3 separate regions of the Homo sapiens genome follow, and all the other regions are linked to region 2. The links are chromatin contacts, found by Hi-C or POLR2A ChIA-PET in ENCODE. All regions are on one chromosome and are shown on one strand. Each heading gives the region's core, a stretch centred on a gene start or an enhancer-like site at or near the end of the contact. The rest is flanking DNA. Distances are from core to core; before and after follow the strand shown.

What was found. Hi-C counts contacts between places; a loop is a spot of excess contacts on that map. ChIA-PET counts read pairs that join two places held with the same protein, here RNA polymerase II (POLR2A). Pooled maps may share reads with other maps.
Region 1: a loop to region 2 is called in a map of heart left ventricle, with 4 times the contacts of the local background. The contact joins two enhancer-like sites. A Hi-C loop is called at or near these places in 26 of 168 maps with a recorded cell type or tissue (Right ventricle myocardium inferior, Right ventricle myocardium superior, cardiac septum and 10 more) and 15 of 50 pooled maps. POLR2A ChIA-PET finds 5 or more read pairs at or near these places in 1 of 52 experiments (activated CD4-positive, alpha-beta T cell).
Region 3: a loop to region 2 is called in a map of heart right ventricle, with 3 times the contacts of the local background. The contact joins two enhancer-like sites. A Hi-C loop is called at or near these places in 14 of 168 maps with a recorded cell type or tissue (IMR-90, Right ventricle myocardium inferior, endothelial cell of umbilical vein and 5 more) and 14 of 50 pooled maps. POLR2A ChIA-PET finds 5 or more read pairs at or near these places in 1 of 52 experiments (PC-9).

What each region holds. Positions count from the first base shown.
Region 1 is chr6:136,111,699-136,115,174 of GRCh38, forward strand. The region is part of intron 3 of PDE7B (phosphodiesterase 7B); the gene reads left to right. Among named protein-coding and RNA genes, the nearest start is that of PDE7B-AS1, 41 kb to the left of the region's middle. Within about 2 kb of position 2,218, at least 9 of the 41 ENCODE cell types and tissues checked have a DNase peak (open chromatin) inside an H3K27ac peak, as active enhancers do; they include endothelial cell of umbilical vein, heart left ventricle, heart right ventricle and 1 more, where a contact is called at or near this core.
Region 2 is chr6:136,036,330-136,039,719 of GRCh38, forward strand. All of the region lies in intron 2 of PDE7B (phosphodiesterase 7B), which reads left to right. Among named protein-coding and RNA genes, the nearest start is that of PDE7B-AS1, 35 kb to the right of the region's middle. RefSeq lists enhancers at 1,475-1,975, 1,976-2,476. Within about 2 kb of position 1,947, at least 11 of the 41 ENCODE cell types and tissues checked have a DNase peak (open chromatin) inside an H3K27ac peak, as active enhancers do; they include endothelial cell of umbilical vein, heart left ventricle, heart right ventricle and 2 more, where a contact is called at or near this core.
Region 3 is chr6:136,156,408-136,160,004 of GRCh38, forward strand. The region is part of intron 8 of PDE7B (phosphodiesterase 7B); the gene reads left to right. Among named protein-coding and RNA genes, the nearest start is that of PDE7B-AS1, 85 kb to the left of the region's middle. Within about 2 kb of position 2,249, at least 7 of the 41 ENCODE cell types and tissues checked have a DNase peak (open chromatin) inside an H3K27ac peak, as active enhancers do; they include heart left ventricle, heart right ventricle and ovary, where a contact is called at or near this core.

The sequences.
Region 1 (3,476 bases), core at 968-3,467, 76 kb after region 2:
TTTATGCCTAAAGGGAAACATCTTGGGACATTTGGGGATTTTCTCGTAGAACTTTTCTTTTTACCAGCTCATTCTTATTCTACACTGTAAGAGCTGAACTAGTTTAAAGTGATTCTTTAGATCACTTACCTTAATTTTGAGTCAAGTTTTTCCCAGTGTGGGCACAGACCCCAAACTTCATTTTCCTTGGGTGCTTGCAGTTTTGTTCTCTCTCCCACAGTAAAATCTAATCTAGGATTTTTTTAAACCATTTATAGGAAAAACCAAATCACCATAGCTGTCACTCCCCAGCTCTGCATCCCTGCAGCCTTCCTTCCAAAATGTTAGTGAAACCCACACAACTGCCATCCCCTTTCCAAAGTGTCGCTGGGTGGGTGTCCCTCCCCCACCCACCTCAGTATATGCATTGAATCACTGGAGCACGCAAGAGCAGAAATGTATACTAAATAGTGAGGCCCATGCATTTCCCCATTGGTCCCATTAGTCACAGCCCCAGTTTGTCACAGGAGGGCAGAGGACATCAGAATTAAAATCTAAAATTACTTGTCTTCAACCAGAACAAAGTTTCTAGGCGTTAAAATGGATAACTAGAACAGAAGTGGACAAATGACTGTCCACACACCAAATCTGTCCCCTCCTCCTGCCTGTTTTGGTAAATAAAATTTTACTGGGATATTGCTATGCCCATTTGTTTATATGACATCTATGACTGCTGTCACTGAAACAGTGGCAAAGTAGTTGCACAGAAACCGTGTGGTCTACAAACCGCCCCCCACAAACCCCAAAATACTCACCCTATGGCCCTTTACAGAACAAGGTTGCCAATCCTTAACTTAGATTTTTTTAAACAGATTTAAGAGAGCTTTTTGACAAAGCCACAAGCACATTCAGTCCAGTGTGTTTATCTTTGTTAATGTCTTTTTTTTTTTCTGTTCAGTTTCCACTGCCATCACTTTACTTTCAAGAATGGACTCACATTGACTAAATTTTTATGAACAGAAGAATAAACAGAGAGGGAACCTCTGTTATTGATGCAGATTTTAAATTCCAATTTAAAATTATAATTTCTACTTGCACATTCTTCTGGAAGAGATTATTTTTGCGGGGAGGGGAAGCACATGTTTGGGGCAGAGGGAAACACAGTACTACCAATTTCATGTACCTGTTTTCTGCATATAAGGTGACTCTTGGTTTGCCTGGCATAGTCCTAGTTTGCACCTGTTGTTCAGGAGTATTTATTAATAGTGCCATTTTTCATTCCCAGAGTGTCCTGATTTGGACACTAAATTACAAGGCCAACTGCTTATATAGGTTTTCCCAAAAAAGAGTATTTAAATTTAATGTTTCTCAAAGATCACATGCAGGAATAAGCTTAAAAGATCTATTGTATAATATTGTGACTATAGTTAATAACAAACGTATATTTGAAAATTGCTAACAGAGTAGGTTTTAAATGATCTCATCACAAAAAATAAGTACGTGAGGTAATGCATAAGTTATTTAGCTTTACTTAGCCATTCCACAATGTGTGTGTGTATATATACATATAGATCTTGAAATATGTTGTATACCATAAATATGTACAATTTTGTTAAAAATAATAATACCATATCATATGCATTCCAGGAATAAAGATTAGAAAATCATTTTCATAAGAGATTCATCTAGATCAATAGAAATACATAACACTCATTAAAAGCTAATTTCGTTCCCTGTTTCTATTTTACACAATTTAGAAGAGAGTCATCTCTATGAACTTCTTGAAGCTTCTCTGGATAAATAGCAGGAAACTGTGGCCTCAGCACTGTTTGTGTGGGACATAGGAAAGATAGATCTTTAAAGACTGTTATCTTTACACCTAAGCATAGAGAGCCAGAACAGAGAGAAAAGGGGGAAAATTGTTTTTATTCCAGATGATGTCCTAACACAGAGAACTGGAGGGACGGAAAAGTAACGGCTGTATTCTCCCAATGTCGATTTCCTATAGATTTATTTCATTTACTAATTCTGTTTGTAGGGGGGAAACAAAGGAGGAAAAAATGTAGAGAAGAGTGTTCTGAGACTTGTGGACCCAGAGGGGAGAGTTGCAGAAGCAATTACAACCTTCTGCAGAGCAGGCGGCTCCAGCAGCCCCGTCTACAGCTCTGTCTCCTGATTTAATATAATCAGCAGCCTGAGTAGATAATGACTAGGTTGAGATGTTCCCGTGGCAACCATCTCAGAGCAACACAAAGTGATTTCCACACCGGCTCAGCAGAGGAAGTGACATACAAAGAAAACGTGCTCAGGGACTGTGGAGCTTGAGGAAAAGAAACAGCTTCAGCCTGAGGTTTTAGGGCACCAAGTATCCACTGCTACAGAGAACCCAGAGCTCCAGACCAGCCCCTGGGCTTTGCAGTAGTAGGTTAATTGGCTATTTGGCTTTTCCTGACTGTTAATTTGCTAATCTTGATCTTTAAAGCTCTATTCCTTCAGACTTGACTCTCCTGTCAGGGTCATCTTAACTGCACAAGCATGAGGTCATTTTAGTAGAGCTACAAAAATATTTCCCTTTACTTATTATTTCCCAAATGGAACCAATATATACAAACATATATATTTTTTAACCTTTCTATGAAGAAGTGACCCAGAGACTCAAATATTTTTTTAAAGCTGCCATCTAAAACATATTATACCCTGCAGCCATTCTTTCTTTGACATATAAAACACACTCTCTTTGACATATAAAACACACTCTCGATGAAGGACTGTTGAACAAAAGCCACTCAGTATGCTGGAAATCATCTGGCCCTAAGTGATAGCCCCATCTTAAAGATGGAGGGACAGTTTCCTTCCAGACTCCATTTCCTATGAGAGAATTCTTGGCAGACAGTTACAGCCTTTTAGTAACCTTACAGATACCTTTTCCTGTCACCTATAAGAACTACACAAAATGCAAAGAATCTGAACTAAAATGTCATTGGATGATTTGAATTCAGTCATGCTGAGAAGATGCTATCCCACCCCCAGCCCTGTGTTCCCCAAGCGGAGAAGGGAGGTGTCCGCTGGGACTTGTTCAGACTTCTCCTCACACTTGTGAGTGCCAAGGTAACACCCTACAATTTCAAAGTTCAATATTTACCTTCCTCTAGAAGAAAGGCAAGGCACTGGCTGTGGTAGTGGTGCTTTCTGGCTCAGCTGGATCTTGCTCCATGATGGTGCACTCAGGGCTTCTGGCTGCAAGCTCCCAGCACTTCAGCTGCGGAAGTGCCAGGGCAGCAGGATGGTTAACCACTGAAATGCCCACTAGCTTGCAGAAGACAGAGTTGGCGATGTCCCGACTCTCCCTATTACTACCCCTCGACGGAGCACCTCCTATGGTAGGCATTGTACCAGTGCTGGAGATACAAAGATGAATGAGACATGGCCACTGCCCTTGAGGGATTTACAGTAGCATAAGCTACTGTATCTACAATTTATTTACAAATACATTTTGA
Region 2 (3,390 bases), core at 697-3,196:
GAAAGAGCTGCTAGATCAATATTTTCATAACAAAATTCACCAAAAGCAGTGTCTTCAATGTCTTTATTATTGTTTTATACCCTCTTGCCCCTTCTTCACCTGTTAGGAAGGAGAGTAGGTTTGCCAGTATGCTTTTCCATCCAGAAAAAAGAAAATTCACTTAATCCAGTATGGAAAACTAAACTTATTAACCATGGATTTAGAGAAATAATAAAACAACAATAAAATTACAGTTGTCTTTGCTGGTTTCAACTTTAAAAAGAAATGAGGTGGGAGTAATGAAAATAAAACACACTCTACAACGATCTTTCTCCTCTTCCCCAAGTTTCCTCCTCTCTCCCATGAAGAAATATCAAATAATTGTGTGATAAACCAGCCTTGAAAGGAATGTAGAGCAGAAGCAACAGATTATACACCAGCAAAATGGCATGCCAAGCAAAATAAAGCACTTTGCAATGTGGAGACGTGAAGAGAGGAAGATGGGATTGTTACAATGTTCTCCAAGAAAACAGGGGCTATTCACTTGAATGTGCAAGTTCAAATTGTTCCTACAAACCCAATTTGCTGGCAAAAGTGCCAAATACAAAACTACCCTACTTTCGTTTCTGTCCAAGGCCTTTCACATAAGCTACAGGGGGCATCGCCTTTTGTTGAATTGGTTCTTACTTTCAGGGTTAGCGCCTCCATCTCTGAGACTAGGAACAAGAGGCATGGCCCACAGTTGATGTTGCCCTCGATTCAACCACTCTCAGGTCGGGGACACAGTAGTCAGTGGCCCACATAATAAATCAACAGTGCTCTCCCTCCAGAAGGTGAATTGTTAACATTCTTTTCTTTCTTTCATTGCCATTTATGTCCCCTGTGAACATCCTTTAAAATGCTTGTTCCTTTGAAAATGGGTTTTGAATGAGCCTGAGCCACATATCCAGGCTATGCAGGCCACTGCCCATACGCATGAGGATCTTGATGCTTCCCGAATTCGCATCTTTCGGAGTTAACTGTGGAATGTGATTCAATGTTATTTCCCTTCCAGCTGAAGGGCAGCTGAGGTTATGAAGGGATTTGACTAATAGGTCATAACCCAGATAGGTTTGCCGAGAACCAAATGACACAAGGGGGAGGGATGTGGAGAAGGAGCGAGAGTGATCAAACTGAGGCACTGAGGATCAACCAAGCCCATCCCAGCACTGGTCTTGGTGACTGGGCAAGGTGCCCCCCAACCCCCATCAGGCCCTCCAGAGAGAAGCAGCTGCAGATTGGCTCTGCAGACTCTCAGCTTCCTCTGTTTTTTTGAGAACTCCTTGGGGCTTGCAGGCCTGAGCCTGTACCACAGGGGTGACTCCTCACCTGACACCTCCAGATAACTGGCCTCCAGCAAGGGGGGAGCCCCTCTGTGAGGTTAGCAAAGGGGAAGCCCCGCTTCTTTGCCTGAAGTCCTTAAGAGCTAAGCCGACAAAGAGCTAAGAGTCAACAAACTTTGACAAGCACCAAAAGAGAATTGAGAACAAATAAATCAGAAGAAAGAAGAGGAAAAGCAAATGCTAGAACCTCGATGGCTTTTTTTTTTCTCCCTGCTGTCGTTCCAGCTGTAGCCTGGGATTAATTAAGTGCTGTGAACTCAGTGCCAGAGAGAGGAGGGGAAAAAAAATGCATTCTATCTCTAAGGAAGGAGTACAGTAACAGTTTCTCACCAGAGAGAAACCTAGGGAAGTGAATCGCTCTCGTCGGCAGTGTTTGTGGAGGGCCTGAAGAGACAGGGAGGTTGTGCCAGGCTGGAGGAGGCTTGTCTTTCCGAAGCTGGAGAGGATCTTACGGGGGTTCGCTTTTCCCTGCCTGGGAAGAATTTCCCCTGTGGTAGCAGCAGCAGCAGCAGCAGAAGCAGAAACAGCAGCAGCAGCAACAGCAGCAGCAGCAGCAGCACCACCACCACCACTACCTCCTCTTCTGGGGCACAAGACAGAATGCCTGTGCTAGAGCGATATTTCCACCCAGCAGAGCTAGGCAGGAGGTGGACAGGCCCAGAAGGTGTGCTGCCCTCCTCCCCGGGAAGCCGGCCGGGGTGCCAGCAGGGGCCGCTGCCCTGGGACTTGCCAGAGATGATCAGGATGGTAAAGCTGGTTTGGAAATCCAAAAGTGAGCTGCAGGCGACCAAACAGAGAGGCATTCTGGACAATGAAGATGCTCTCCGCAGCTTTCCAGGTAAATTGACCATGGGGTGTAATAGGTCACAGGACCAAGTCTGATAACTAACTCCCTTTCTTTGTAGAGTCCAAGCCATAGGGAGGAAAATGAACTGTGTAGCATCAGGTCTGAGGGCTGTGACTTCCAAATGTCTGCTGTATGATAGAAATGCATCTTGAAATTAAGAGTGATTTAGTAGGAGGAGCATTTGACTGGAAATCAAGAAACCTGGGTCCTGGACTCAGCTTGACAAATGCTTGCCCTTTGGGCTTGCACAAGCCAAATTTCCTGAGTTTCAGTCCCCACCAAGGAGGGGGTGGAATTGGATGCTCTTTAATGGCCATCCTGACTCTAACATTTCTTGTCAACAAGTTAGAGATATCCCTAGGAGAATATTCTCCTTGGGTGGCTTTTTATCATTCTTTCTATAAAGTAAAATACATTTTCCAATTTTTAACTATGCCATTTACAGCATGTATTATGTTCCCAGCACTGAGTTTGGCATGCAAGCTTTTTATGTCCTGGGCAAGTTGGTAAACTTTCTTGACTTGGTTTCCCCTTTGGCAAATGTCAGCAATATAAACACCTTTATTGATATCAACTCACTCACAAATGTGGAAATAATGATTCCCAGGGACTTTGTCTTGTCATAAGAATGTGCTGTGTTTGGGACGGTTGTGGAGAACTTCACTGTGTTTCTGACAGTGGATACAACCACCACCAAGACACCCAGCATGCCTGGGAAGGATCCCAAGGGGCTTCGTAAACTAAGAAAGCCACAGCTGACTACAGGGCACTCTCTTTCTTTGAGGAATATGTTGCTAGATATTTGGAAAGTGGTGGGTTCACTTCAGAAGAAAGAACATGAGTGTGTGTTTATGCATCTGAAGTCTTGGCTAGGCCTATGCAGTGGAATCCTGGCGTGCCATTGGCGGTGAGGGATGGGGTAGATGGAAAAGATACATCAAAAATTACCTCTCCCTTTCTCGTGGAAACAGAGTAGGAAATAAAAATCTGGCTAGTTTTGATTTTAATGATTTATGCCAGGAACTTTTTTTAAGTTATGACTTAATAATCTGTAAAGAATATTATTAAGAAGTTAATACTCTGGGAAAAGAAAAGATTTAAAAGGGAGAAAAAAACAGGGTTGGTCTCCAGTAAACAATGAGTCCTTGAGTACATAGGAAAGTGAGGGAAACGAATAAAACT
Region 3 (3,597 bases), core at 999-3,498, 120 kb after region 2:
AACTCCTGGCCTCAAGTGATCATCCCACCTCAGCCTACCAAAACACTAGGATTACTGGCATGAGCCACCTGGGACTACAGGCATGAGCTACCATGCCCGACCGAGAAGGATCTCTTTGATTATGACTAGGGAGAAATTGGGGTATAGGTCTAGGGACCACATTCAGGATACTACCTATATCAGTCACCTGTTCAACTGGTCTTAGGATCTCTTGGAGGCTATAGATCCATGTCTTTTAAGATTTAGGGACAAAGTTGAAGGCAAAGCAATATCACATAGTACCATACAGATATCTTCAGTGTCCTATAGCTGGCTAGAAAAAAAGCTGAAACTTTTCTTAGCCAAATTGGTGCTTGTCAATACTGAAAATAAAAATTGTTTAAAAGGACTTGAAAATAATAGGAAACTTCAATTTTGTCAAAAAATTGTGATCCCTTTATTTTTGGCTATATACCATCACTATTAACTATACTAAGGAACATCAAAAAGATGAAAAAAATTTCTTTTAAAAAGTTCAGTTCAACAAACTGTTTAACTAACCTTTATTCAACACTTACTATGACCCAAACACTGTGCCAAATGCCTTTGATGTAGTATATTATTAATCTTCACAATAGCCCAGTGAGGTGAGTACTATTATCATACCTATTTTCCACAGAAAGAAGAATTGATACTTGGGAAATTTAAGTGTTTTTCCTGAAAATAAACAGATAATTAATAGAACTGGAATTAGAACTCAACTTTTTGGTTTCCAGAGCCAAAGTGCCTAAGAACTATGCATCCTGCCTCTGAAATTCATATTGATCACCTACCGTGTACCAGAAACTAACAGCTCTCCTACAATGCTCCTATTGTAGTAAGGCAGACAAGAGGGTTCTAGAAAGTGATCGAGGCCTGGTGCAGTGGTTCACACCTGTAATCTCAGCACTTTGGGAGGCTGAGGCAGGCGGATCACTTGAGGTCAGTAGTTGGACAGCCTGGCCAACACGGTGAAACCCCGTCTCTACTAAAAATACAAAAATTAGCTGGGCATCGTGGCACATGCTTGTAATCCCAGCTACTTGGGAGGCTGAGACAGGAGAATCACTTGAACCCTGGAGGCAGAGGTTGAAGTGAGCCAAGATGGCGCCACTGCACTCCAGCCTGGGCAACAGAGGGAGACTCCGTCTCAAAGAAAAAGCAAAGGAAAGAAAAGATAAGTGATCTAAAGTGTGAGAGGCTTGATAGATACTTTAAAGTATTTAGCTACAAACAAATGTGATGGGAAGATGGGGGAAGGAGAAACTGATTCTGCAGATAGTTGCAGCGGGAAAAAAAAGAACATAGAAAAAGAATGCTATAAACTGGGCCTTAAAGTGTGAGTAACATTAATAGCTGAGATGAAAAGAGGGCATTAGAGTCAGGATGAGCTGATGTACTTTTGGGATTAAATTCCACAACTCCAGAATAACTGAAAATGGAATGTCCGGTGGCCTTTAGCTGAGTATGGTCCTGCCATCTACAGCTCCGTCTCTGATCAGTGTGTTGTGCATATCATGATTCAGTGCATACGCTCTCTTTTGTAGTAACTTCAGATTAGTTGTACAGGACATGACCTGGATCAAGAAATCTTTACTCTGCATTAAGTTATAGATGAGGAACTGGCAGAAATCTTCAAGTTTTCAGTATCAAAGGAAAAAATCACGTTACATAATATATAAGCTGAGCAAACCCATTAACGACACATGGTATTTAAAAATCTTTGGAAATGTAGCCTTTTAGCCTCTCAAGGGCCCGTTTGCTGAGACACAAATGGGCTTTCAGGGAGCTATTTGCAAATTTTCATAGGATGTTTGCATGCACATTTTCCTAGGGAGAGGGTCTATAAGTTACTCTTATCAAATTTTAAAATAAGTTGCAGATTCTGAAAATGTTAAGAACCATGGTAATGAATGAAAAAAATATATGTACATATACGCACAAAAATTATGCATGCGCACATGCACATTTGGTCAACAAGAATACCGTAGAGAGGATGTGCCAGGAATTATGTGGCTTGGGGAACACCCTGTGCGTGACTTTGCCACAATCCAGACTTACTATAAATGAGATAAAATGGAAGAGGGCTTCCTCTCCCTCCTTCTGTTGGCTGTGCTCTTTTAGTTCTAATAAATAAGAGGATCATTGCATAACATCCAGCCTGTTATTCTACCCTGAGATAAAGAGAGAGCAGGGCAGCTGGAGTGAAGGCCAGGTCAGAGGGCTCCCTCCCATGGTCTGTTCTCTGGGCCGGACTCACTCGCTGAACTGCCAACCAAGTTCAATATGAAGGCACTGAAGGCACTTCTACTTGGCACCTCTCTCATCAGACTGGAAGCAGTCCAGGTGTCCAGGGTGGACTGGGAGGAAAAACAGCATGTGAGAAATAGAACCAAGAATTTACTTTCTGTTCCTTCACCCTCCAACCCCACACATACAAATTTAATGGTGGGCTTAGCAACTGTGCAAAGTAAGCATTAAGTTACATACAACGTTGGTGATTATAAATTGTAAAGGAATAACTTTCAGTTCAATTTTAAATTCAACTCCTTTCAATAGAGTCCAACAACATGGACTCTATCATTTACTCATGACACAGCATCCTTAAAATAATGACTTTAAAAAATTGTCCCATAAACATTTATTACACTCTATAATGTCTTGCAGAAGTTTATAATCAGCTTTCTTAGTCATTTATCACAAGCACTTAGAGGGGGGTCAGCATTTTGAACCACTTGTTATTCTTAATGAGTCTGAATCACAAACATGAAGTTGACCCAGCCAGGAGGAATATTCCTTCCACGTGGTCCTATGACCCCACCCCGTCCTCAAACAAACATCTGCAAAGACTAACATAAGCTCACAATTTCTACAGTATGAAAGGTGTTTTTGGAAAGTAGTGCTAAAATTATAAAAGGAGCCTCAAATTTGACTTTCTGTTCCATAAAGTTTCTGCCATCCCCAATCTGAACCCCAGCCTTCCCTGCAGACAGCAATTGGCATCCCCGCTCCCTTCTCTCAGCTATCTTAGGCAGATGCAGAACAAACAAGAGAAAGACATCTTCAAACAGGCATTAAACAAGGCAGTGCTATCGTTTCTTCAAGGGCCAAGGTCTTGTTTAGGGCTCAAGGAGCTTCTATTCCACTGAGACCTCCTAGGCTGGGGCTCTCATAGTGTTACCAAGGAGACCATTGGCTTGTTAGGGAAGAACTCAGCAGCCTCCATTATCTCCTAAAGTCTTGCACCTTGTTTCATGAGCAATTAAAAATGAAAACACAGACAATGTTCCTGTTGTTTTTCTTTCTGTATCCTCCGGATTTAAAATGTTCAATTAACTCTGGTTCCTGGTACCCCAGATTCAGTTTATCATCATCATTTGAAGTATTTTAATCAAAGAAAGTGTCCAACAAATAGAGGAAAAAAACAGTTTAAATCTGCCTTGTATGATAGCAACTCTGCTCTGCCAGATTCTGTTTGCCAAATACCCTCTTGACTTAATTTGAAAACCTGTGTTGGTGGTGTATTAAAGACCAGGTGTGCTATTAGCAAACAAAGGGATTGTTTTGTTTTTAGGGTGA